Regions from separate parts of the Homo sapiens genome. Here region 1 is linked to region 2. Evidence: chromatin loops called from intact Hi-C (ENCODE). Cell type or tissue: natural killer cell. All regions are shown on one strand. Each heading gives the region's core, and the rest is flanking DNA. Links, peaks and the distances in the headings are about the cores only.

What was found. Peaks named below come from ENCODE experiments on the same cell type or tissue, not always from the same donor. Only the 100,000 strongest peaks of a DNase experiment are listed, where the experiment ranks them.
Region 1: a loop joins it to region 2, with 2.2 times the contacts of the local background. A loop is called at or near these places in 3 of 110 quality-filtered maps.

The regions. Positions count from the first base shown.
Region 1 is chr17:37,238,898-37,241,704 of GRCh38, reverse strand. ACACA (acetyl-CoA carboxylase alpha) reads left to right here. Exons shown (of 56, transcript NM_198834.3): 24 at 1,141-1,229. Among named protein-coding and RNA genes, the nearest start is that of SNORA90, 4.5 kb to the left of the region's middle. In natural killer cell, for the core only: CTCF peaks have their summits at 1,571 and 1,772 (motif pointing right); a DNase peak (open chromatin) is centred at 1,804.
Region 2 is chr17:37,046,714-37,049,520 of GRCh38, reverse strand. All of the region lies in intron 11 of AATF (apoptosis antagonizing transcription factor), which reads right to left. The region is part of intron 1 of LOC105371753 (a long non-coding RNA gene); the gene reads left to right. Among named protein-coding and RNA genes, the nearest start is that of MIR2909, 14 kb to the right of the region's middle. RefSeq lists an enhancer at 923-1,423. In natural killer cell, for the core only: CTCF peaks have their summits at 1,469 and 1,670 (motif pointing right); a DNase peak (open chromatin) is centred at 1,690.

The sequences.
Region 1 (2,807 bases), core at 246-2,745, 190 kb before region 2:
GACAGGATCTCACTCTGTTGCCCCGACTGGAGTGCAGTGGCTCAATCATGGCTCATTGCAGCCTCAACCTCCTGAGGCTCAGGTGATCCTCCTGTTTCAACCCCTCTGAATAGCTGGGACTATAGCTGTGCACCACCACATCCAGCTAATTTTTGTATTTTTAGAAGAGCTGGGGTTTTGCCATGTTGCCCAGGCTCATCTCAAACTCTTGGGCTCAAATGACCCACCCGCCTCGGCCTCCCAAACTGTTGGGATTACAGGCATGAGCCACTGCGTCCAGCCTGTCAATTAATAAGGCACAGAAATTTTGTTGTTTTCTTTTTCCTTGCCATTTTGATGAAGCTCCTAATTTTTCTTCTGTCACAGGGCCCAGTATGACATTTTTTCTTCTTAGCTTATGGAGCCTATTATATTAGGTTGGTGCAAAAGTAATTGTGGTTGTTGCTATTAATACTAAAGGGATATTCACAGAGCATATTTATTTATTTATTTATTTATTTATTTTTTTTGGAGACAGGGTCTCACACTGTCATCCAGGTTGTAGTACAGTAGCACAATCTCAGCTCACTGCAACCTCTGCCTCCCAGGCTCAAGCAATCCTCCCACCTCAGCCTCTTGAGTAGCTGGGACTACAGTCACATGCTACCATGCTTGGCTAATTTTTTTGTATTTTTTGTAGATAAGAGGTTTTGCCATATTGCCTAGGCTGGTCTGGAGCTCCTAGACTCAAGTGATCCTCCTGCCTTGGCCTCCCAAAGTTCTGGGATTGCAGATGTGAGCTAAGGCAACCGGCCTCACAGAACACTTTTAACTTTAAGATACTTATAAATTTTTCAGATATCTCAGCCATTTCAAGAGTATGGTAATAATTTCTACTTAGCAGTAGGAACTGAATCAAGGTGTTGGTAGGTGGGGCTATGCAGGATTTTGTTGTCTTCTTTATTAAAAAAGGTCTTGTCTATAGTGAGATTTCTTTTAGGCTTAGAATTTAAGTTAATTTTGTAGTTCATTTTAGGCTGTTCTTTATTCAGAGGGAAAGCAGTTCAGTGGAATGTCGTGGAGGTAAATTTGGCCTTTGGGTTTATTGCTTAATAGTGTTGGATTGTCAGGTTTTTCAGTGGAGACTTTCTATTTGCCTAGGTACCGAAGTGGCATCCGAGGCCACATGAAGGCTGTGGTGATGGATCTGCTCCGGCAGTACCTGCGAGTAGAGACACAATTCCAGAATGGTAAGCCTCTTCCTGAGGACTCTCTAGCTAAGAAAGCCTTGATTCTGATAACCAACCCAAACTATCCCTATAGGACTGTGTAAGAGCTAAGCCCCCTCCTGTCAACAACACTTCCCATTAATAAACAGTCTCCTATCACTACTCCCTTAAAAACTAAACCTCTATATCCACTAGCTCTAAAGAAAGAACAACGAAACACAGCTTGATGAAATTAGGAATCCAGTGTGCTTCTGAGAAAGGGCTGAAGTAATTTTTCTAATAGAGATTACCATTCCTGTTGATATCTTTTTGACCTTGTGTAGTGTAAGTTGGTTGAGTCATCACAGGCTGAAATTGAGAAACCCATATCTGAAGAGCTTGATTCTTGGCAGCTAATCCATGAATTGAACCAGAGGCATCTAGGAAGAGCAAGTTCAGGTTTTCCAATACTTTTTAGTATATCATTTAGGTAGACTTTATCCCTGGCTTTCTCTGAAGAGCTTCACTAAATGATAAATTGTCTCTTAAGTGTGAAATAACCTTGGCTAAAATTTTAAAGCTGTTTACTGCTGACATTGCTTCCTGCCACAAGATGGCAGTGAAACATCACAGAATTTGAAACATTATCTGAAATTTGAAACATTTTCCTTTATCTGCTCCTTTTCACTTCCTTTAAAAGCAGCCTATGCCACTCATGACCAGCAAAAATCCTCATGTAGATATCAGCAAACCGCATCCAATAACATACAAAATAATACATAACAACCAAGTTGGCTTTATCCCACGCATTCAAGGTTGATCAGTTTGGAGAAAGTCAATTAATATAATTTATCATGAAATAGATGAAAGGAGGAAAAACATGCTCATTATCTCAAGATAACAGGGTGTGGAGAGGGAGCATTTGACAGAATTTAACATCCATTCATGACAAACTCTTGGAAACTAGGAGTGAAATGGAACTTTTAAAATCTTGTAAAAGGGACCCACAAAAAAATCTGCAGGATACATCATGCATTATGGTAAAACGTTGAAAACATTATCTTTAAGATTAGGAATAAGACAAGGATGCCTGCTGTCACTACTTCTATTCAGCTTTATAGTGGATGTCCTAGCCAGTGCAGTAAGACAAGGAAAAGAATTAAAGGGTATAAGAGCTAGAAAGTAATAAAGCAATATATCTGCCATTATTAAATATGATAGGGTGTCTCTTTAGAAAGCCTCAAAGGATTCACAGATTGATTATTAAATTATTTAAAATCTAACATGATTGCTAAATACAAAAGTCAACATACAAAATTCAACAGTATTTGTTTACAGTAGAGCAATTGTTTAGAAAAGCAGTTCAGGAAAAAAAAAATTAAAATAGCAGGCTAGATGTAGTGGCTCATGCTTGTCATCTTAGCACTTTGGGAGGCCAGGACAGGAGGATTGCTTGAGGCCAGGAGTTTGAGACCAGCCTTGGCAATATAGTGAGACCCCATCTCTACAAAAAATTAAAAACAATTAGCCAGGCATGATGGCACATGCCTATAGTCCTACCTACTCAAGAGGCTGAAACAAGAGGATTGCCTGAGCCCAGGGATTCAAGGGTGCAGTGAG
Region 2 (2,807 bases), core at 217-2,716:
CCATTCTCCTGCCTCAGCTTCCCGAGTACCTGGGACTACAGGTGCCCGCCACCACGCCTGGCTAACTTTTTTTTGTATTTTTAGTACACACAGGGTTTCACTGTGTTAGCCAGGATGGTCTCGATCTCCTGACCTCGTGATCTGCCCGCCTCGGCCTCCCAAAGTGCTGGGATTACAGGCGTGAGCCACCGCGCCCGGCTTGGACAGCAGCTTTCTTTTCTTATATACTTAGAGAAACCAGCTTAATAGAAATCTTGAATAGTTAAATAGAACAAGGCGAATGCTTTTATATGGCATAGAGCATGGTATCACAAATGCAGAGGGGCTGGAAGGTGCTGTCAGAGTTGGTTCTGACTGGCTCAGGTCCTTACTGGGTCTAGGACCTTAGGTAAATTACTTAGCCCCCTGAATCTTAGCTTCCTCATCAGTAAGATGGTGACAATATCTTCCTTAAACATACTGTTTTTACAGCACTAAGCAAAGTCCGCATTGCATAAATGGCATCGTCATCTATGATCATGAGAAATGGAATGAGACAGAGCAACATGCTGAGGACCTGTGTGCATGCATTACAGTTGCTCCCAACCAACACGAGGGACTAAATGGCACCCTCCTTTCATCATTCCTTTGCTTTCCCCGACCCAAATTCATCCTACTCGGTATCAGTGACTTTACAAATGAGAGAAAGATATTTGAGAAGTGTCTCTATGACCTAAAAGGAGAAACATACTGATCCAAATGGCAGGCAATCGCCCTGTGCTCTTTGGGGCTGTGTGGTAGGGGCAGCCCTATGTATGTCACGGGAATGGGCTCAGACACAGGTGACATGCATTAGAACTTAGCTCCTCAAGGCTGGGCGCAGTGGCTCACACCTGTAATCCCAGAACTTTGGGAGGCCAAGGTGGGCGGATCACCTGAGGTTAGGGGTTTGAGACCAGCATGGCCAACATGGAGAAACCTCGTCTCTACTAAAAATACAAAAAATAGCTGGGCGTGGTGGTGTGTGCCTGTAATCCCAGGTACTTGGGAGGCTGAGCCGGGAAAATCACTTGAACCTGGGAGGCGGAGGTTGCAGTGAGCCGAGATTGTGCCATTGCACTCCAGCCTGGGCAAAAGAGTGAGACTCCATCTAAAAAAAAAAAAAAAAAAAAAAAAAAGAAAAGAAAAACTTAGCTCCCCAAGAAGGCTGGATTGCTGGGAAAGTAATCCAAGTAAAAAGACACAGTGCTGATAAGGAGTTAGTATTTAGTCAGAATGACACAAAAATCACTATAGTAGAAAACTTAGGATTTCTGAATACGGCCAAAAAGTCGGTACTTACTCTCCCTCACTCTCCTCTTAACATCCCCCAACAACCCAAGGAGGATCACAGGCTTCTCTCCTGAAATCTCATCATAATTCCATACCAAAAAACAAACCAAAACTGAACAACAACAAAAACCCCCATAAAAAAACCACAAAGCAGAAGAAAGGAGGTAAAGGGGAAAGAAAGCAGTCTTCTTTCAGCTAAGACTTATTTCTTAACAGGATCAACTTAGCAAAATAAGAATGACTCAGAGACACCCCTTATCTATCACTAATTACCTAAATCTAGATACAAGGCAAATCATGTCCAATCCGACACTAGCTGAAACTCTTCACAAGGTTCCAAAACAACAAAACCGCAGCCGCCCGAATCTGCCACAAGGTGGCAGTACACGACTCGTTTCCAAGTGGACCCAGCCACCAGTCAGCGGAGCCCATAAATTACCCCGTGTGTCTGCTCTCATCACCATCCTCCCCAGTGCTTGAAGGAGACTCTAGAAGGTCTGTTCCAATTCGTTCTTTTGGTCAGGTCAGAACTAGGTCCTTCAAACCTCTGGAAAAGCTTTTAGCCCTACAGCTCTAAATTACACATGGTGACACACGGCCTCTGGCCTGTCCCCTAAAGATCAGACAGACTCAAGATTTATAAATGTTCCAAGAAGCAGGTTCAGGCCCCAAACAAAGGAACTGAGAGGCTGGGGAACAGGGAGGAGAGGGGAGAGGGATGGGGGCGAGAAGGGGACTGCACGTGGACAGGTTTTCTTCTCACTTGTGCTTCCTCCTTACTCAAGCCAGTCACAAATCCCCTGCACTTTAACAAAGGAAGAAAAATACTCAAAACTTCCACCATCCCTACTACTAGCTTCAAATCTTCCACATGATTTTAAAGAAAAATAATTTACCTTAGCGGACTTGCAAAAAAGCAGAGGGGTGGGGGAGGAGCCACTCTTCAGACAAAAGGGGCGCCGCTCCTTCCACGCATTAATATTCCATATTCCCGGGATGATGTCCACTTTCACAGTTTGACTGTTTTATAACAGATTTGATGTGAGAGAAGACAAATGGCCTCACAAAGGAAAGACGACAAATCATCACACTGCTTTTAGCAGGGTTTCTCTTTATTTTTATTTATTTTTATTCCGGACCTGGGATGCAGAGCTCTCTGCCTTGCTGGAGATGTTTAATATTAACGTCAAGCCACCACGGTCCCCGCAATAGAGTTGGCCAGTGTTGTGTTTACGGTTTTGTGACTGCTGGCTTCAGGAAGATGAAGCTCCTTGTTCAAACAGCAGCCCCTCTAACAGCTCCTGTTAAAAGCTAGGGGATGCTTCACTGCTTAGACGTGAATCACTTCCCCCAGCCGCACAGAAGGTGAGACTGACATTCCAGTTACATTTGTATCCGTATCAGGATGCTGCCCAACAACCCAGGGCGTGTGTGCATGCGTGTGTGTGTGTGTGTGTGTGTGTGTGTGTGTGTGTGTGTTGGGGGAGCACAGGATG